Regions from separate parts of the Mus musculus genome. Here regions 2, 3 and 4 are each linked to region 1. The links are chromatin loops, found by intact Hi-C in ENCODE. Cell type or tissue: left cerebral cortex. All regions are shown on one strand. Each heading gives the region's core, and the rest is flanking DNA. Links, peaks and the distances in the headings are about the cores only. Region 1 holds the start of Cntnap5a (contactin associated protein-like 5A). Region 2 overlaps Cntnap5a (contactin associated protein-like 5A). Region 3 overlaps Cntnap5a (contactin associated protein-like 5A). Region 4 overlaps Cntnap5a (contactin associated protein-like 5A).

Region 1 (5,414 bases), core at 134-5,133:
ATTGATACAAGAAAGTAAAGTGATTCACTCAAAGGAAACTGAGGTCAGTTGGACAGATGGGCAGAGAAAAAGAAAGGTTTTAGCTGGAAAGATGGCTATTCCTTAGAATTAGAATGCAGATGAGAGCAAAGCTGTTCCAGTAGATATAATCTTCTCCCACATCTTTTCCTTTGCAGTGAAATCCCTGCTCTAGTTTTTCATTTATATTTCATAGTTGCAAAGTGATATGGGGCTTAGGTGAAGGAAATGGAAAATGATTTCATGTCAATCATTAAAGGTCAAAATGAGCTAGTTTGATAATGGAGAAAGTTTTCAGAGTCTGCCAAATGACCAATACAGGGGGTCTCTCACTTCTGGTAGCTAGCTGTAGATGCCATAGAAAACACTGCACAGACATTCTCCTGCTCAACAAGAACAGCACATTCATTGCTCATATTTTTCTTCCATTTGGTTCAGATAAATCAAGGTCTGATATCTCTTTACTATCATGATCAACTTCTCAAGGATCTTGTGAAATTCATTATGGAAGAAAAATCTAAAACATGGAGTTTTATATTCTCATCACATTAACATGTCTCTGGGATTCTAATAATGAGTAGTAATAAACTTCAAAGAGGTACTTAATTAATGTTCTAAGTTATTTCAGAAAAATTAAAACTATATTAAAATTTAAAATGGCTCATGTAATATCTTTCTTTTAAAAATTAAATTAACAATATTTCTGTATGTGTCATATGCAATCTGCCTGTTTTTTGGACACATTACTTTTGTCATGATAAAAATTTAACTTGCAAAAAAATTAACTTGCTTAATCTTAGATGAATACTCTTAATAAGATATTTAGCTGCTGTTCATTTTAGAGTAGACACATATCTCAATTGCTCACTGCATTTTACTGGCAGGCTAGAAAAGACAATAATTAAATATGTATTTGACCTCTGGTCTGAGACTTTACTGGGACTAAAAAATCTTAGATGCTGACATCTGGACTCATTTAATCAAACTCCCAAGTCATACCATTGTTTTGTGTCAAAGGAGACGAATATATAATACCTTTAATTTTGATAATGATATATTTATATATAATTAACCAGTCCTCTAAAACTATACACAAAGGAAACATGAAAACATTGTATCTGTTTAATATCCTGAAAATCTTAAATGGGGATATTTACAGAGGTTCTTATTACTGGTAGATAATTGCATCCTCACCATAGATTTGTAATATCTGTATTATGGCTGGAATCCTTTTAGCCTGACTCTGTTTTCATTGTGCTTAATTAGAAACTTATAAAATTTGTAATTGGGTAAACATTCATTTTTTCCCTGTGGAGATAAATGCCCATATATGAGACAGAGTATGAGAGAGCCAAACCTGTATACAAGTAGTTGCACACTACACAACAATAACAGTAACAGAAAGTCATTACAAAAGAGGACAGAGAATAAAAAGTTATTTTATAAGAAACCCCACACCTATAAATTAGCACCTTTAACTATCTGTCCATAATGGAAGAACCTGGACACACACTATTTCTTCAAGGCTGACATTACTAATGACATGAGAAACTCCTTAAAATGTTTGGGAAATAATCTTAAACAACAATTCTCACAAGCCAAATTAAAAGGAAACTTTTGGAAAGGAAATTTGTAACTCATCAAAGTATGTATATGAATGGAAGCCAACTGTACATCCATAGCAAATCCAATACTACACTTGATGAATAAAAATTGTACACAGCAGCCTAGAGAAACTGAAAGATACCCATGATTGCTTGAGGATCAACTACTTATAGGCTCTGAAGAACATTAATATGCATTGATTTCAGAATCAGTGCCTGCTGTAAGCCTACTGCTTACTGAATATATACATTTTTTATAGTACAATAAACACTCAGTGCTATTTCTTAAGAAAACTGTCTTTAGAATACTTATCTAGCAGCACTCCCTAAATGGCCATGTTGCTTAGAAGTGGGGTATGCAAGAGTCACCTAGGAATTCTCAAGTTCATTATCATCACTTTTTAAATGCCCAGAGCTGGCTTTGTAACTGCTGTGGTTGTGATAGGCTGAAGTCTTAAACACATGTCATTTAGTATTATGTACATTATCAAAATATATTGACCACAGTTAAATTAGTTTACAGAATATATGGCTCCAAGAAGGAATTTTCAAGAACCTCAAGTTATGCACTTGTGCTGTACAGTCTACTCATTTAATCAGTCTCTCTAATTCCCAACTTTTGGATCCTCAGAGTATTCATTCTTTTCAGATAATGGAACGTGCTAAGGAGAAAGCATAGTTCAGAGCCACACCTTTGAATCAATTGGAAAATACTGACCTCTAGTGTTCCAGAAGGTAGAGAAACTACCTCAGTAACAAAGGTCATTTCCTAACTAAAGCTCTTGGTCTGTCTTCTGTGAACCATGGGAAGACTTTCAAGGAGAAGGGGAAAAGAGATAACGGGAACCAAAGAGAAGGGGGAAAAGCCAGTTGAGAAAAATCAATTTACCTGACTTAAACTTGCCTCAATATATCCTCTAAAATAATTTACTAGCTTATCTCAACCTGATGTAGAGGATAGTCACTTTGGCCTTCCTTTATAACATAAACTTTAAGAAAATATTACAACTATGGATTGCGATATTTCTAATCTTTGGATCACAGAAACACTGACTGTACTTTGAATATCTATCCACTTGTGTTTCCTCTAGAACACAAGTTCTGGGACAAGATAATGTAAGGATTTAGGAATAGGGCAGAGGGGTCTTCTGTAGTAAGTCAGTTCACCTTTTATTTTTTAAATTGATACTGATACCACAACTTACAAAAGTAAAATAAAGTTGATCTTATCTGTATAATATTAGTTGATCTAATCTGAGGTTCATTTTAGGAATAGAAGATGAGAGAAAAAACCCAGAAACTTGAGGGACGGTAGTAAGCCATCCTTGCAAACAACACAGATGGCTTAATTGCATACTTTCTCATTTAGGAGTTCCCAGGGAAGGAAAAACTTCTCTTCCTCTGCTTAGAGAAGCAGCTGAGCAATTGAGCTTGAACCTCTCACAGCTTTAGTGAATTATTCAAGTTTGACAAACTTGATTCTTTAAATAAATAGTGCAGGTGGCAGATTTCTGGGAGTCAAACATTCCTGCCTATTAAATTCAGTGTTCTATGCTTGCTAAGGTGGAAATGTGGATAACATAATACATACTCATTCCTTCCTGGGCACAAGGATTTTGAGGGTGGGGTGTGCATTTTTTAAAGCACTCCCTCCTGTGATTGAGCAGCCATTGATTTCCTGGGGCAATTACATTTGGGCTACAATTCTTAGACCCAAACTCCCAAACCCTTTATATGAGTACTCATTGGTTAGAAAATGCCTACAGCAGTAGAGAGCTTGGTGCTAAGGATGGAAGTTAGGGTAGAAGTGTTCCGAAGGGCACATTGCAAATCGGTGGGAGCTGCAGTCCGCTGTTATCACCTTGCTCAGGCTCCTGAGTGTCTCTGCCCCTAGAGGCTTGTTCCTGGCCCGTGAATTCCTGGCTGAGATTAAGAACCATGAATACAGCAGGAAGTTAAGGGAAGTTTATGATTTAAAAAATAGGGCAGACAATCTAGCAGAGCAAGCTCATTAGAGCTCTGCTAACTTTTGGGGTGCTTGCAATAGTCGAACCACACTAGTTAGGGTTTTCACCCTGCTCTTTTCTTTTACCCAGAGCATATAGAGTCAGACAGTGGATAGTTATTCTCAGGAGCACCCTATCCCACCTCACCTTCCCGCCCCCAGCTCCAAGTACTCACAGTTTGTCGCTGTTAATCCTAAATGCCACAAGCCTGAGAGCACCAAAGTCAAAACGCTGTTCAGTCTTGGTACAGAATCCATTTCCCCCGAGTGAGCGATCTCTTCCAATAGAATCCCAAATTCGCAGGCACGAGCCTTGGCTTTTCTTTCTTTTCCTTTTTCTTTATTGCACTGTTCCCTCTCCTCTGCACAGCCTGACCCCCTCCCACCCCCTTGAGCCCCTCTTCTCCTTCACTCCATCCTGATCCTCAGAAGCTCTACCAAAAAAAAAAAACTGCAGCAGGGCTTCCTCTGAGATGCGAGCTGTGAGCTGCGATCGAGGTTTATAGTTCCTGCAACTGTCCCTTTCTGTGCTTGCCTTCCTCGCGTGCCTCGTCGTCTTCCGGATTCTCTTTTGTAAGGTTCAAGCTCCAGGGCAGCTCTTTGAGACCTGCTTTACCAATAGCCGAAAGCACCTCGTTCGGAAATGAGAGCTGGATTCAGCACCAGGGAAGCGGACAGCTCCTTATAGGCGCCTTGTGCGCAGCACCGCCCCCGGCTGAGCCAGCCACACACTGGTCCATAAAAGTGGCCTGGGCGGATCCTTGGTCGCTAGGATGTCCCTAGCAGAGGCTCTGCTGTGGCATGCTTTACCTACTTGCTGGTAAGCAAAGGAAAAGACTCTCTCTCTCTCTCTCTCTCTCTCTCTCTCTCTCTCTCTCTCTCTCTCTCTCTCTCTCTCTCTCTCTCTCTCCCTCTCTCTCCCTCTCTCCCTCTCTCCCTCTCTCTCCCCGTCTTTTCTATCCTTGCATTCCGAGCATCCCAGCATCCCTAAATACCCCTTCTCTTTCACCTCCTACCCAATTACAGGCATTTAAATCAGGTTTTCAAAGAATGCCTAAAGGTGTTGAAAGACAAAAGCCATAGTTCCTCCTAGGATTTTTCTCATAGAAAACTTGGTAATGACCTAACCTGATGCCTAATGCCTCTTTCTTTACTTCATAAGGGAGAGTCAAAGAAAGCATGAATTGTGTGTTCAATTTCCCTTGCAGGGTTGGATGATTGACCTGCAGGATTTTCTAATTGGGATTCCTGGTTGAGCCATTTAGGAATATGAGAGCTCCCAGATTTTCCGACCTTCTACATCTATTTCTCTCCTTGATTGCTGTTGGCACAGTTATTCCATAAGTACTGCAAGGTGATTGGTGCTGTGGATTCCAAATGAGATAAGGTGGTACCTTGGAATAAGAGAGAAATGTTTGAAAACAAATTTTAAAATGTAGGAGCTGGAGGATGAGTAGAGACAAGTGGGTGTGAGCCCATGGTTGGCTCTTAAAAGCTTTAGATCTAAAACAGAAAAGAGGTTGTGATTGCTTCCTCGGGGCTTTCCATTAGAGATCTTGATTCTGTAGCTTCTAGCATACATCTGGAACTCACTTGCTTTTCTATAGATCAACTTATTTTGTGTTTACTTGAAGCTGCCAGAAACCTGTCAAATGTTAACAAAACAAGGAGCCAGTAGTGATGTCTTTTCTGTGAAATTTACAAGCAAGTTAGAGTCTATAGACTCTACATCAGAGAAAGTTGATATCTCTCTCTCTCTCTCTCTCTCTCTCTCTCTCTCTCTCTCT
Region 2 (5,414 bases), core at 307-5,306, 790 kb before region 1:
CCTTGCTTTCTTTTGGGCTGTTTAGATTTTCACTGAGATGCAATGTATAGTAATTTTGTCTATAGTAATAGTAATATACATTATAGCAATAATGTTTATTAGACAAAGAACATGTGTCCTTAGTAAGACAGCCCACACACTATCACAGATGGATGCATCTAGGCCAGGAGACAGAACTGTTCAGAAGCCCCAAATTCCTGCTCAGTCCCTTATTGTTGCTAACATTCTAGGTTAACTAACCCTTTGCCTTAAAATAGCAGAGACTGAGTTAGCAAGATTTAAAATTTACAACAAATTGGATCTTGGAAAATGTGACACTTTTACTGATATTTCCTATTAACATTGGAAGATTACTCAAGTTAAATTGTTGCAAATATTGGACACATGTTTTAATTGCTTAATTGGACTAGGTAAGAACATCTAATTTAATAAAACAAAGAGTAATGTAGAATAAAGTTGAGGGTGTCTTTGAGCCTACAACACATAGAGAACACAACCACCTAAATGGAAATACGATTTTAATTAGATATTTTCTTTATTTACATTTTAGATATTAATCCATATCCCCGTTTTTCCCCAGAAACCCCCATCTGATTCCTCCTCAGCTTGCTTCTATGAGGGTGTCCCTCCACCCATGTACCCACTCCAATCTTCCCACCCTTCCCCTACACAGGCATAGAGTCTTCACAAGACCAAGGGCCTATCCTCCCATTGTGGTCCGCCAAGGCCATCCTCTGCTATATATGCTATTGGAGCCATGGGTCCCTCCATGCTTACTCTTGGGTTGGTGGTTTAGTCCCTGGGATCTCTGGGGGATCTGGTTGGTTGATATTGTGGTTCTTCCTATGGGGTTGCAAACCCCTTCAGCTCCTTCAGTCTGTTCTCTAATTCCTCCATTGGGGACCCCATGCTCAGTCCAATGGTTGGCTGACAGCATCTGCCTCTGTATTTGTGAGACCCCGGATGAACCTCTCAGTAGACAGCCATATCAGGCTTCCATCAGCAAGCACTTCCCAGCATCCGCAGTAGAATCCAGGTTTGGCAACTGTATATGGGATGCATCCCCAGGTGGGGCAATCTCTAGATGGCCTTTCCTTCAGTCTCTGCTCCACACTTTGTCTCCACATTCCTCCCATGAGTATTTTGTTCCCTCTTCTAAGAAGGATCAAAGTATCCACACTTAGTCTTTCTTCGTCTTGAGATTCATGTGGTCTGTGAATTGTATCTTGGTTATTACTAGCTTTGGGTCTAATATCCACTTATCAGTTAGTGCATACCATGTGTGTTCTTTTGTGATTGGGTTACCTCACACAGGATGATATTTTCTAGTTCCAGCCATTTGCCCAAGAATTTTATCAAGTCATTGTTTTTAATAGCTGAGTAGTACTCTATTGTGTAAACGTACCACAATTTCTTTATCTATTCCTCTGTTGAAGGACATCTGGGTTCTTTCCAGCTTCCGGTTATTAAAAACAAGGCTGCTATGAACACAGTGGAGCATGTGTACTTGTTATATATTGGAGAATCTTTTGGGTATATACCCAGGAGTGGTATAGCTGGGATCTGAGGTAATACTATGTTCAATTTTCTGAGGAACCACCAGACTGATTTCCAGAGTGTTTGTACCAGCTTGAGATCCCACCAACAATGGAGGAGTGTTCATCTTTCTCTACATCCTCGCCAGCATCTGCTGTCACCTGAATTTTTGATCTTAGCCATTCTGACTGGTGTGAGGTGGAAAATGAACCCACACACCTATGGTCACTTGATTTTTGACAAGGGAGCTAAAACCATCCAGTGGAATAAAGACAGCATTTTCAACAAGTGGTGCTGGCACAACTGGAAGTTATCATGTAGAAGAATGCAAATTGATCCATTCCTATCTCCTTATACTAAGGTCAAATCTAAGTGGATCAAGGAACTCCACATAAAACCAGAGATAGTGAAACTTATAGAGGATAAAGTGGGGAAAAGCCTCGAAGATATGGGAACAGGGGAAAAATTCCTGATTAGAACAGCAATGGCTTATGCTGTAAGATTGATAATTGACAAACCGGACCTCATAAAATTGCAAAGCTTCTGTAAGGTAAAAGACACAGTCAATAAGACAAAAAGGCCACCAACAGATTGGGAAAGGATCTTTACCTACCCTAAATCAGATAAGGGACTAATATCAATATATATAAAGAACTTAAGAAGGTGGACTCCAGAAAATCTAATAACCCCATTAAAAAATGGGGCTCAGAGCTAAACAAAGAATTCTCACCTGAGGAATACCGAATGGCTGAGAAGCACTTGAAAAAATGTTCAGCATCCTTAATCATCAAGGAAATGAAAATCAAAACAATCCTGAGATTCCACCTCACACCAGTCAGAATGGCTAAGATCAAAATTTCAGGTGACAGCAGATGCTGGCGAGGATGTGGAGAAAGAGGAACACTCCTCCGTTGTTGGTGGGATTGCAAGCCTGTACAACTACTCTGTAAATCAGTATTATATTCTTTCCTGTCTGTCTCTCAACCTTTTCTAGATCCTTCCAACCTCTGTATTTTTACTAATTAATTCATTCATTCTCTCTCTTCCTCTCATAAAGATATAAACAAAAATAAAAGAAGACAAACTGAAAAAAGAAAACCAAAAAGACAACCCCACCCCTAAACTAAATAAATTGAAAAGCACATATCACACACATCCACACACATTCACTCACACACAGCACAACATGGAGTCAGTTTTGTTTTGCTAAACTATACTGAACATGGAATCTGCCTGAATGTGTTTGATATACCCAGTGACACTACATTGAAAAAAATTAATTTTCTCTTTCCCAGAATGCTTCAATTGTAAATAGCTTCTTAGTTAAGACAGAGAATTGATGTCTCTTTCCTCTCTCAGTGCTAAGGTTTTGTGTGCTTTGAACCTGCACAGGCATTGTATTTGTTGGCTCAGTCTCTGTGGGAAAGGTATTGAGGATACCATTATCCTTCAGCAACATGCACAATACCTTCCAGTACCATGAATGCTAGTTATGGTGCTGATTCCAACTGGGCACTAGGGGGCGCTCTCTGCTTTCTATGACCTAAGAAAATGTGGATATGTGCATCAGTCTTGGTGTGTCTCAGAGACATTGTTTCCTTGGAATCATCTCACTTCTGGCACTCACAATCTTTCTGCCGACAATGGAAACTGGTTGTAAGACCAAGGAACAAGACCTCTGCCAGCACCTAAGGGTGGTTGGACAGAACATTCTCAGCAGAGGATTCTTTGAGTCCACAAACCAGGTGATGCCTGTATTTCACTCATGTAAAATCCAGAAACCCAAGTAAATTCTGCTTAGATGCAACATTAGTTATCTTCTTCATTGAGGAGACGAAATATCTGACTCAAAATTCAAAGAAGGATTTATTTTGATTTACAGGCTAATAGGGCATCTGCTCTAAGAGGGGACTCAATGCACCAAAGAGGCTCATGTCTCTGTCCTCAGCCAGAAAAAGGAGAGAGGTGGATGCTTGTGCTCAGCTTGCATTCATTCTTCTTTGCATAGAAAGCACATGAGTGATGCACCGGCATTTTGAATAAAACTGCCAAAATCATTAATCTAGTCTAGAAAGTTTCTCACATACATGCCCAAAGACATGTTTTCATCAAGTTTCCAATCAAAACTGAGCACTTGCTGTGTGGCACTTTTTACTCTGGTCGTAACAAGATGCCATCTAAGAACCACACGTCTTAGAATCCATTGCCACGACAGCAGTACAATCCAATGGCAACTAAGTCCATAATAATGTTAATAGATATAGTAACACTTCTTAGAAGATGGAGGACTAAAGAGTTACAAAAGCCTCACCTATGATTTCACATCTTGTTCATTTGCCTTCACCCATCTGATGAGTGCTGTTAGGAGGAGATACTAGAGTATATACAAATAGGAGGTTGAATTAAAAGCAAGGCTTCATGGTGTAATTTCTTTGTAATTTCTTTCCATTTAAGGTGGATTGACTTCGTGGTGATACAACAACTTGGTGGGGGGACTTTGTGATGATGCAACTGTTTAGGGGTCATTCATACTTCTCCTCTGTACACGAGCCTTAAAAAGTCATTTGTCTATCAAGATAGACTTTTGTGTAATTGCACTTTGGTTTGTTGGTGCCCATCTGGAGTGAAAATGTGTTTGCATCTTCACAGAAAAAAATGTAATGTAACACCATCAAGTTATCAACTGTGTGATATCATAACAGATACTTGACAGATGGTTTAACATCCTTTTTAAATAATGCATCTCCAGAGTGACAACTTTGCCAAACATAGACCATGCAAATCACAGATTCTGGTTATATAATCTTAACTTTCTGGAGTCTCCTTACCCTTGTGTGCCCTTTGTTTATTACTCATATCAAAAAAAAAAAAAATAGAAAAGCAGTGGAAGAAAATGAGGGTGGGCACTTTACTGATGGAGAAAAAAAAAGGGCATTAGGGTGGGGCTTCAAATATTTAGGGATGCTATTTCAGGGATGTATTTTTCATATATGCATCTAAAGCACTTGGAGCATTCCCAGCCAGGATGCACTCTAGTTGTAAGTCAAAACCTTACAACATGGTCACTTAGCAGGAAAATATGTCAGAGACAGTACACCTGCAGGCATGAGGAGAAAGCTGGCCCACTCAGGGGAAATAAGTTTCCAATAGCCTCTTTCTGTTCCTTTTCACTCTGTCCTTGATTTATTGGGTTTGTTCCACTCTGCCAGGACAAAAGCTTTAGTTTTCAGCATGAAATGATATTTCAGACGCCACTAAATATAACTATAAGACAAGGGCAGCCAACAAAATTAAACTTTGAGCACAGAGAAGGGCTGTTATTTAAAGCTGGGGAGAGATTATGGGAGGATTATGACTTTATCAAAAATATTTCAGCTATGAAATGAACACTGTGGTTTTTGGCACCTTTGGCAGTATGCTAATGTATCTCCCACCTTACAAAGGACTTAGACTCTTATTGCCAATTTATTGAGAAGCTTGACAAATATCAGTGGCCTCTGTGACAGGACATCCAGGCTTACTTAGCTCCACAGCTAGGAGAGCTGGGAGTCAGGATCCCAGCTGTTTCTGCGAGTTTTATTGCTCTGCTTTCATTTCAATGATCTACTTGAATGCCCAATTTGATGTCCTGTATCTTTTCAGAGCTCATCCCTGAAGTGGGGATGGAAACACATACCCAAAACTGATGTATTACCTTAAGAAGGCATGATATTTCCTTCTTCTCTTTTCCTATAATGTAGTAAATTTCATGGACTTTAAATTGTCTCATTTTAAAGTATTTTTTTTGTGTGTGTGTGTGTATGTGTGTGTGTGTGCAGAGGCACATACAGATCACAGTAGATGTACAAAATTCAGAGGACATTCTCAGTTCTGGGTCA
Region 3 (5,414 bases), core at 252-5,251, 630 kb before region 1:
CAGGTCATTCACAGGCAGAACTCTCAGTCACTTGTGTAGAATCAAGTGACTGTATGGAAGTCAGAGCTGAAGGACAAACTGGGAAGGTGGAATAAGAAGTGATGTGTCAAGAAATATTTATCATTTTTAAGTAGATTAACTGTGAAAGCTTGCTAAGAAGATAATATTTATACAGAACTTCAAAATAGGGGAGGGAAAAGGGAAAACTACTGCACAGATTTACATATATGGAAACAAAACGTCCAAATGCTCTAAAGTTGACTTCATTTGACATCAAAACTTTAAATGACAAAATATATAAATATAAAAATGGGATTCATCAAGTTACATACTTTATTTTGCACAAATGGATCATGCCACCAGACAGAAAAACTGGTAAGGTTGAGTAAGATCAGGCCCTGAGAAATTCAGAATTGAGAAAGGCAGAAGTGGAGACATTCCATGCCTACTTCTTCCTGCTCTGGAACAGGTAACCAATGCACCCCAATGAGAGGAATATGACAGTCAGCCATGTAGGGAAAACACCTGGAGTCTTTCCCCCATGCAAATAGAGCATCATTAACATCTCAAACTGAGCCTATAGAAAACACCTACATCCTAAATCTCACCCCAGTCCTCAATGTTTATATATTCCCTGTCCACATGGAATAAAGGTGTAAGTTGTTTCACATAGGATCATTTGAGATCCCTGTTATACTGAGCAGTAATACTTTGTGAAGAGTTCTCTCTTCTGAAGCATTCATCTCTGGACCCTGGATCAGTCTGGCAGGCCATACTCATGCTGCTGCTGACCCTGCCTCTGTCACAATGGACCTTGGCTACCTGTCCTGCGTAGGTCATACAAACACCTGATTCACTTCTTTTTATTATTATTATTATTACATATTTTCCTCAATTACATTTCCAATGCTATCCCAAAAGTCCCACACACCCTCCCCCCTCCACTTCCCTACCCACCCATTCCCATTTTTGGCCCTGGCATTCCCCTGATTCACTTCTAAGAGCTGTATCACTTCAGGCTTTCTCAGCTAGACCAAGACCAAATGGCACATACTCATTCAGGTTTTGCTTTACAGTTTGGACAGACAGAAGACAACATTTTATATCAAGGTTAATATTAGTTAAGTGAAAAGAAGCCTATATAATGGAAAAGAATATTGGCAGTCACTATGTATCTGATGTATCTAGTAGCTAGTGTAAGTTTTGTGTGTGTGTGTGTATGTGCCCGCCTACGTGTGTTGCATCCCAATAAAATGGCAAATGAGTTTAGAGAAAGCATACAATTTGAAGAGACAATTCTCTAAAAAAAAACATGTACAGATGGCTGACAAGCACATGAAAATATCTCATTAGATATTAAAGAGAAAATGTTTGAAAAATCACATCAAATCCATTGCTACTTTCAAAAAATGTAAAGATAGGTGTTAGTGAGAACCTAGGGAGACAGGGTACATACAGAAGACCTCAGGAGCTACTCGTCTTCCATCACTACAAGGAGCCTCAGGAGTCTAAAGTTGGGAAGAAAAAAAACACTGCCTTACAGGTTGAGAATAAACCATTAAGGCTGGGGAGATGGCACAGTGGGTAAATTTCTTGCTGTTTGAGAACCTCATCCACTCCCAATTCGCATCCAGGTGTGGTACTGCAACCCTGTAATAACAGAAAGAAGAATCCCAGGTCTCACTAAACATCTAGTTTGACTGAATAGTTTCTGATTCAGTTAGAGTTAATCTCAAAAAAATCAAGGCAGAAATTCACTGAGAACACATAACATTCACCTTTCCTTCTACTTTTGTGAAAGCTAAAATTATATTTTAAGTTTTAATCACTGGGCTTAAGAGATCCATAAAACAAAAATGCCTCTAATTTGTAAGCTCAGTTGCCAATGGACAGATACTTCATGAAATCCAGAAGGCTATTGTCTACATGACAAGCTACATGTATTCACTCCCCTAAACAAGTTGATTTGAGACAACTGCACCAGCTGTGCTTGATCACATGTTACATGGGTGGTATGCAGGCAGGAAGTATGTCAGGATATATGTTTGCCCCTGCTAGGAAATACATAGCCTTATGAATTTGTCTTTACAACCCTTTGGAAAATGTGACTTGTCTCTATTTTTTGGGAACCCAGGAATGGACATGGCCAGACTCCACCATACTGGCCAGTATTTTATTAAGCTTGTTTTCAAATTTGGCTCAGAGCTGTGGGAGCGGTCTTAATCTTTCCCTGTGTTATTAACAGCATTCATAAAGACAAGTGTACCTTACCTAATCTCTCTCTCTCTCTCTCTCTCTCTCTCTCCCTCTCATACACACACACATACACAGACAGACAGACACACCACACACACACACACACACACACACACACACACACAGAATATACTTAATTATTATGTTTCATAAGAAAGAAAGAGGCTTCTTAGGTCTGGGAGGTGTTTAAAGTCATAGTGAGAAAAGGGAAATTTATGCTTAATCTGAGGCCATCCCATAGGATTGTGATGATTGACGTGCAGATATGAGAAAGAGAAGATCAAGGACAACTGTAAGGTTTAAGCCTAGGTATCTGGAAAGGTGAAGCTGCTACTTACAGAGTTAGAAAACAATGCTGCACCACTCTCTGTGCCATCTCCCCAGCCTTAATGGTTTATTTCAACCTGTAAGGCACTTCAGGAAAATGGCATGGCTTTTGAAAACTATAAGGCCGGGAGGGTTGTGGATAGAAGAATTTCACTAAGAAAAGGGAACGTAAGTGGATATGTAAATTTAAGAAATTCTAGCACTATAATTTTAATTGATAATTGTAATGGTAATTGAAAGACATTCCCCAGACATAAAGGCCTTATGCCATAACTAATCTTGATGTCAATTTAATGGGATTTAGAGTCAACAAGGAGACAAATGTCTGGGCAGGACTGTGAGGGAATTGCTAAATTAGATTAATTGAAATAAAAAGAGCTGGCCTACCAGTGGGTGGCAGCATTCCATGGGCTAGGGCCCCTGAACTCAACAGAAAGGGGAAAGTGAGCTAAGCACCTGCATTTATGTTTCTCTAATTCCTACTTGGAGCTGTCTTAACTCCTGTTGCCAGTCCTTCCCAGATTGGTGGACTGACCCTTCACTCTGTAAGCCAAAGTAAATGCCTTTCTTAAGTTGACCCTGTTGTGTTCTGAGTGCAGTGACAAGGAAAACAATTACTAGGTGAAGGTATTAGCCATGAACTAATACCTAGTATATCCACACATTTTTTATGGAATGAGAAAAGAAATAATCAAATATAAAGGCAATGAGAGATCAGAGAGAAATATGAGCCTAAAAACCTGGAAGTCACCAAACAAAGCATATAGCTCACACCTTGGGCAACGACAAACTATTTCAAAGGGTTGATATCAATACATGATCTCCTAATCCCTTTTTTCTATCCCTTCCTTCCTTCCTTCCTTCCTTCCTTCCTTCTTTTCTTCTTTCCTTCTTTTCATCTCTGTCCCTCCTTCCTTCCTTCCTTCTTCCTTATTTCCCCCTTCCCTTCTTTTTTTCATGATTTCTCTGTTTAATAATTATTTCATTTTAAGCCATCCTGTTCATTTGCATGTGCTTCCGTGCATTCATGCATATGTACGGTTGTGATTCTTATAGAGCTAATAGTATAGGCAGCTTGTGAACCTCCAGATATGGGTGCTTGGAACTAAATCTGGATTCTCTTCAAAAACACTATATATTAATATTTGCTGAGCCACCTCTCTGGCTCCTTTCTTCCTCAACCCCACACTGTCTTTCTGATACTGGAGTATTTAGTTTCATTTTAAACAAATAGGAATGGAATCTTGAGAACAATTTTATTATATTTTAAAAGAAAAACCCAGAGCATGAATAGTGTAAATCTCCTCAGCTTCCTCAGGGAGGATAATGAAGGGCACTCAGACCTCTTTCTTACCTTCTTCTAATAAATCAGTACAATCAGTTTTCTCTGTGGCCCTCAATACCTCTGGAATATGTCTTATTAAACCATTGCCCCTAAACTCCTCAATTTGTTGCTTAATACCTCAGCTGCTAAGGGTTTGCCCCTCTCTTAGTGGGTGTCCCCAGGAAGAACTGCAAAGTGAATTCCTTCTCGTGCTGGAACTCCTAGGCTGAGGCTTGGGGAGTACCACTGTTATCCAGAGTGGTCAGACTAAATGCAAGACATAATTTAGCTAATGGGCATAGAGTTCTAATGGTTGTGCATAAACTGAAGCAGGAAAACAATCTGTCATATCCATTTAACCTTTATAAAAGTGTCTCTTTATAGTAATGGCCTCTCAAGTTTAGTATGAAGGAAAAGCTCATATTGTATCATTTGATAAGCAACCCTATCACATTTCCCCTGCAGCATACATTTGTTGATAATTTCTCATCCTTTAGGTCTCTACCCAAGAATTACTTTGAGCAGCTAAGCAAACTGTCTTAAGGATACAGTGCTTCCCAATCTCTTTCTGGTGGGATGAGAGAGATAAGCAGAAACAATGACCACTGTTGATCCCTCATGAGCATTGGTGCCATTTTCAGTATTAGATTTGCATTAAATGGTGCTAGAAGAAAAAAAAAATGAAGAAAGAGACGACATAGAAATGGCTGCTGCTTAAAGAATGGAGCCTCAGGGAGTGCTTTCTATGCACTTTTAATGTTAATGGAGTAGAACTGCTCCATCCTCTTAATTAGAATCATAACTCTTAACGTCTAGGTAAACTGTGTATTCAAGCATGCCTGAGGATTGAAATGAATTTAGCATTGCCCATGCATGAAAGAATGCATGTACCATAGCCCAGAGTACGGATATATGACCAGAGGTGGCCCTTATGCTTACCTCCACTGAAATCATAACAGGGCATAATGGTGACCCAGATACTTAACATGAAACAACTGAAGCCCAGTAGCCAAAGATCTCATCTGCCAGCTCTGAGAGACATGGTATCTCTCAGACACTTGAGACGTGACTATCCAGTTGTGATAAGAAATCTGCCATCCAGAGGACAGAAGGGAGGATAGAGGAGTTCTTATAGGCATCACAGAGCAAGTATCAGCAAGAATGGAAACTCAATTGTTCATTAATCAACACCAGAATGTTCTCAGCTGACCCCATTGAAGAGTATTAGAAACATCTCCAGCCCAAATCAGTTATTTCCATTTCTTCAGATTAGTATTCTCCAGCTACAAAGATCCTTAAATTACTTCATAATACCAGAGAACGTCTCCAAACTCTCCAGTCATTTTAGAGATATTTCCTTTCATTTCTTCTCAGATACTACCTTCTTGTAATAAAATGTATCCATCAGTGACTTAACACATTCTAAGGTCTAAGTTATCCTTAATAACCCAAACTTGTGTTGTGGGCTAGTTTTCTATCAACTTAACACTGTTAGGATCTGGGAATC
Region 4 (5,414 bases), core at 311-5,310, 620 kb before region 1:
ATGCTAAGGTTTGAAATTTGAGGTAGAGGACTTGGGATGCACTCCTGTGGATAAGGAGCCCTCCTTGAACTGTAATAGCTGGAGGAGACTCAGATTCACATTGCTTCTTTGCTATACTTTACACACAATCTTGAAAGATCTTTGAAAAACACGAAAAAAAAATCACATATAGACCCTGGAAATGATGTAGACAATAGCAGGCAGGCCACTGGGGGTGGAGGCTCAGCTAGCTGATGGAACATACTCACAGTAGGAAGCTTGAGGACTTTATTCTGTACGGACACTGTACAGTATGGCATACAGTGAGGAGGCCCTCATTGACCTAGGTTTTTGTGACTGAGCATTTTGTTAGGACAGGTTTCTGAGCATGAGGGAAAATGTGTCCTCAGAGATCCATACTGTAATTTTGTGCAAATTCACAGATATGCAAAAATATGGACAAGACAAACAGGTAACACAATCCATCTGGTATTAAGTGGGATGCTTGTAAGAATCAAATAAAAAATGCAGTGTTTTTCTCTGTTTCTCTGTCTCTCTGTCTTTGTCTCTCTGTTTCTGTATGTCTCTCTCTCTGTGTGTGTGTGTGTGTGTGTGTGTGTGTGTGTGTGTGAATGTGGCATGTGCCTCCATGCATGCATGTTTATGCCCATGTGAGTAAACACAAGCATGCCCTAGCCACTTTTGTGGTCCAAGAACAATGGGTGTCAGTCCTTGATTTTGCTATGAATAAGACCTCTTAGTTGTTAACCTCGGAGTTTGCCCATGCATCACTGGAAATTCTCTCAACTCCACATTCTGTCTTGCTAAAGGAACACTAGATACACACTGCTGAGTCCAGTCTCCTCTGAGTGCTAAGGAGCCAATGCTAAATCTTCACTCTGGCACAGCAAGAACTTTATCCACAAAGCCATCTGCTCAGCACTTGTCTATTATTTTTGTAAGCTATATATCATCATACATATATGAAGGCAGGTTTAGATATGCTGTCATATCTCTATGAACAAATAAAAATAATTTTGAAAATTCCTTTTGCCTTTCTAAGAATGTAAATAAAAAGACGTGGGTTTTTGAAGAAAAAAAATAATTATAAATATGTTGACAAGTCTTAGAGATTGACCAATCAATTTTCACTGAGATGAACATCAGACGTTACAGAGCAGGGGTAGAAGATATGATATGAGGTGATCATTGTACAGCAAATAGATAAGGGGTAAACTTGTTTTTGTATTGCTTTTATTATCTTAGGGGACTGTTTTAAAAATAAATTTTATTTTCATATACTATATTCCAATAATTTCCCCTCCCTTATGTACACCTAGATCTTTCCTTGCTCTTTATCCTTCCATCTCTAAGTCTTCTTTTTCTCTCTTCTAAGAAAACAGACAGAAAAAAAGTGGATAAACAAGTAAGAATGAAACGAAATGAATAATCTAAACAAAGCAGAACAAAACAGAGCATAAGAAATGCGTGTGTGAGCACATGTGTGCATGCACACACACACACACACGTACACGCACATGCACACATAAAACACAAAATTGAAAGCTATAATATACAACCATAAGTACAGTAAAGTTTTAAAAAGTCTCCAATATACAATTAAGTACAATTTTTTGTGTTGGTATCTGCTGCTAGGAGTGGAGCCTGCCCTTAAGGGTGGTTTGAATACCTACAGAGTTAGGAGTCAGCTTATTGAGTTGCTTCCCCTACCCAGTGTTGGAAACCCCTACCAGTAGGAAAAGAGAAAACAATACTGCTGAGGCTGAGTTTAACTCTGACTTCAGCTCAAGAATGGCCTAGAGACCATTCTTATGACAGTTTGGCAAATGCGGCTGCTGCCTGCCCTTGTCCAAAAAAGTCTGCATGAGGCTTAATTAAGAGGTATGGATTAATAGCTTTGGCAGAGGCAATTTTCAGACAGACTAGTCTTAAGTGTGCTGTTGGTTATCAGTGGCCACAATTCTGTAGCTCTTAAATGAAAAGAACAAGCTGAACAAGGGACAATATATAAAAATATACAGTTTGAAGAGAAAGGGACAACAGGACGTTTAAAGGAGCTGAGTCCTGTGTTTAAGGAAATTTACAGATTAAAGAAAATCTTCACGCTGAATGGAATAAGGGATCTCTTGTCAATACCCCACCAAGGGAAGCATACATCTTGTGAAAAAGATTTAAAGAAAATCTTAAGAGTACCATGTGGTGATGCACTCCTTTAATCCCAGTGCTCAGAAGGCAGAGACAGGAAGTTTCCAGAGTTCAAGGCCAGCCTGGATTACTGAGCAAGATCCTGGACAGCCATGCTTAGGTAGTAGAAAGCAAAAAGCTGGTGAAAATGTAATTGAATGAGGGGGCATATGTTTTAAGCCCAGAAAGCAACAGTTTAGCAGGTTTTCTTACTTGGCTCTGGTTTTAGAGTTAAGGATGTAAGAAAGGAGTAATGGAGATTAAGTTATTTCTCTCCGTAACTAAGGAAAGAAGATGAAGCCAGGGATGTGACAGGAGAATCCCAGCATGAAGGCTCACAGAGGCCATTATGTGAATCTGTGAAGTTGAACCCTGGATTGCTTTGGAAATCCCACGATGTTGGAAATGTCAGAGCTGTGGGATGCCTGCCAAGAAAAGCTGTAGACTCAGTGTGGAACCAGTCCAAGTGAAAGAAATGTGTTGCATTCAACAAAACTGAACGGAGTTGAAGATATGAAAAGTGCTTTGATAATATGCATAGAGATGCAGAATTCAGAGTTTGCCCAACTGGTTTTCAGTCTTACTTTGATCCCATATTTCTTCATTTTACACTCTTTCCTCCCTTTGGAATGAGAATCTATATCCTTTGTCAAATATATTGAACATATATGATCTGCTTTTCATTTTGATTTTATAGGGGATAACAGGTAAGATATTGCATGGGTTTCAAAAGTGAAATTTGAACTTTAAACAACACTGATACTTCTGATAGTCTCTGGGATTTTGAATTTGGACTAAATGTATTTTGCATTATGATATGGCTCGAAGCCAATGGGCAAATGGAGAATGGAATGTGGTGGTTTAATAAAAATGGCTCCCATAGGCCAATAGACAGTGATACTCTAGGTGATATGGCCTAGTTCAAGAAACTGTGTCAATGCGGGTAGGTTCTGATTTTCAGAAGCTTGGTGTACCTCTCTCTTATGGCTGCCTGTGAATACTGATTTTGAACTCTTCGTTCCTCTAGCACTGTGTCTGCCTGAATACTTCCAAGGTGCCCATGATGAAGATAATCAGCTATACCTTTGAACTCTAAGCTAGCCTTAGAATAGTATTTGGTTATCTTCTGGCCCTGTGGCTTATTTAATCCCAGATTATTGATCAACAAGTCAATGTCTGGGATGGGTTCCATCTCATGGAGTAAACCTTAAATCTAATAAATAGTAGCTGGTTGCTTCTATAACATTTATGATGCTGTTGCAACAGTGTATCATGTAGGCATATCACTATGGTAGATTACAGGGTTTGTAGCTTGGTTGGTGTTTACCTTTCTCCTTTGGTAGTATGCACAGTACCTTTAACTATCATGAAAATTAATCAGTACAGGTAAAGAATTTAAGCTCAACTTTTCCATGTTCATCAACATATATAGGTGTTGTCCTCAACAAAAGGCCCTTATTCTCAGTTTATGTGGAGCAATCAATAGCCATGGTAATAGCCAGAGTTGTTTATGGGTTTCCATAGGGCCCCTTTGACCAACAACTCAATTAAATGCAACCTATTTTTGTCATTAGAGTTTTACTTGGTGATAAGAGGTATCAAGTTGGTGTGCTGTCTTCCTTGTTATTTAGTGATTTCATTTAGGTTTCATTCAAAAATGTGTATATTTTATTTAATGTAGTAAATTTCTATACTATCACTCAAATTGCCCTTACTGTTAGCATTACCTTCCCATATTCTCTCCCTTACACTCCATCTAAAGTTCCAATGGTTAGCTATGATTGCCAGTTTGACTGGGTTAGGAAATACCAAGGACATTAGTGAGGCTCACTTCTGTGTGTGCCTATGAGAGAATTTATAGGGAGAATTAACTGACAGGTAAAGATCCATGCTACATGTGGTTGACAAAATCACATGAATCAATTAGCCTTGGACTAATTGAAAGATACAAAGAATCTAATAAAAGACTTCTGGCATTCTCCTCCCTCTGCTTTTAGGTCTCTGAATATGTTAGCAAGGAGCCTTATGCTCCATTTCCACTGCTATTCTTCCTGCTTTATTTTCTCAACCCATGAGCCTTCTTTCATTTAATTACTTCTGGTCATTGTTTTCAGCTACAGAGTGTTCATATGCAGAGACAATATAACTAACACCATAAGAAATATTCCCCTTGCATTTATAGTAGTAATAATTATTAAATATTTTATAGTGCTTGGGATTGAGCCCATGGCCACATACAAGGCAGTCAAGTGTTCTATCACTAAGCTGCACTTTTTTCTCTATTTTCCTAAGTAATATTGACCTGTGACAGCAGTAGACACAAAATCTTCTTGATCTTCCATTATTTCTATATGGAAATTGTCTTTGGGACTTAGGCAGGGGCTTGAAAGAAGCAAACACATTAATTACTACAGGAGTACATACCAAGTGTCATTGGCTGCAGTGCCTCAAAAAACAAGGGTTTTACGCTCTATTTCCCCAACATATTAGTTCTTTACTGTCACAAGAAAGTAATAAACTCTCTCATGACTTTTCACTCAGATTGTTTGGTTAGTATAGAGGCATGAGAGCCATGTTAGAAAAAAAAAAGACACTTGGGGAACATGAAATATATTCTCTATTGCTAAAAAGGAGAAACTTGAGACTCATAAAATGTAAGTTACTTGCTAAAGATCACAGAGAGTCCTTGACAAAGACTCATAGGCCAGCAGTTTTTATATTGTTAAGTGGCTGTCTGCCTGTGAGCATTCTGGCAGCATGCTTGGCCAAATACATTTGCTCGGTCACTGCTCTGTTCTACATCACACACATTAGATAACTGATACTTATCAATGAAGAAGGAATATCTTACTTATTCAACAACTACTCATAAAGTCTCTCAGAATCAAGTATGATTCTAGGCATTTGGGGGTAAAAATAACTGAGATAACAGAAGTGTCCTCTGGATCTTATATTAATCAGGGAAGAAAGAACATCAATAAATAAATGGGAAGAACAAGTCTGTAATGGTCTACACAGACTATAAACTTAGGATAAAGCTGTGAAAGGTAATAGAACAGACTTTACAGTTATATATAAAATTCAAGGTAAGGGCTATAGAACCAAAGATATCCAAGTCCAGAAATAAAAATAGAACTTGTAAGAAGACTGAACTTACTGCATTGGTGGAATGAATAAACTCATCTTTGTAAGAGAGAGACAGAAATGAGGCAATGCAGGGTGGGGTGGAG

What was found. Peaks named below come from ENCODE experiments on the same cell type or tissue, not always from the same donor. Only the 100,000 strongest peaks of a DNase experiment are listed, where the experiment ranks them.
Region 2: it touches region 1 in a loop (8-fold over the local background); 3 of 42 quality-filtered maps call a loop at or near these places.
Region 3: a loop joins it to region 1, with 2.2 times the contacts of the local background. A loop is called at or near these places in 3 of 42 quality-filtered maps.
Region 4: it touches region 1 in a loop (2.6-fold over the local background); 3 of 42 quality-filtered maps call a loop at or near these places.

What each region holds. Positions count from the first base shown.
Region 1 is chr1:115,683,608-115,689,021 of GRCm38, reverse strand. Cntnap5a (contactin associated protein-like 5A) reads right to left here and starts at 4,285. Exons shown (of 24, transcript NM_001371013.1): 1 at 3,804-4,285. The coding sequence starts at 3,885. It overlaps LOC108167704 (a long non-coding RNA gene), which reads left to right and starts at 4,076. Exons shown (of 5, transcript XR_001779333.2): 1 at 4,076-4,447. In left cerebral cortex, for the core only: CTCF peaks have their summits at 2,355 (motif pointing left) and 3,519; DNase peaks (open chromatin) are centred at 3,375, 3,423, 3,832, 4,287 and 3 more places; H3K4me3 peaks cover 4,770 bases; H3K27ac peaks cover 1,095 bases.
Region 2 is chr1:116,475,545-116,480,958 of GRCm38, reverse strand. The region is part of intron 19 of Cntnap5a (contactin associated protein-like 5A); the gene reads right to left. Among named protein-coding and RNA genes, the nearest start is that of Cntnap5a, 790 kb to the right of the region's middle. In left cerebral cortex, for the core only: a CTCF peak has its summit at 3,052 (motif pointing right); DNase peaks (open chromatin) are centred at 3,061, 4,238 and 4,759.
Region 3 is chr1:116,311,009-116,316,422 of GRCm38, reverse strand. The region is part of intron 13 of Cntnap5a (contactin associated protein-like 5A); the gene reads right to left. Among named protein-coding and RNA genes, the nearest start is that of Cntnap5a, 630 kb to the right of the region's middle. In left cerebral cortex, for the core only: a CTCF peak has its summit at 2,974 (motif pointing right); a DNase peak (open chromatin) is centred at 3,023.
Region 4 is chr1:116,303,932-116,309,345 of GRCm38, reverse strand. All of the region lies in intron 13 of Cntnap5a (contactin associated protein-like 5A), which reads right to left. Among named protein-coding and RNA genes, the nearest start is that of Cntnap5a, 620 kb to the right of the region's middle. In left cerebral cortex, for the core only: no CTCF peak of the experiment used is centred there; a DNase peak (open chromatin) is centred at 2,610.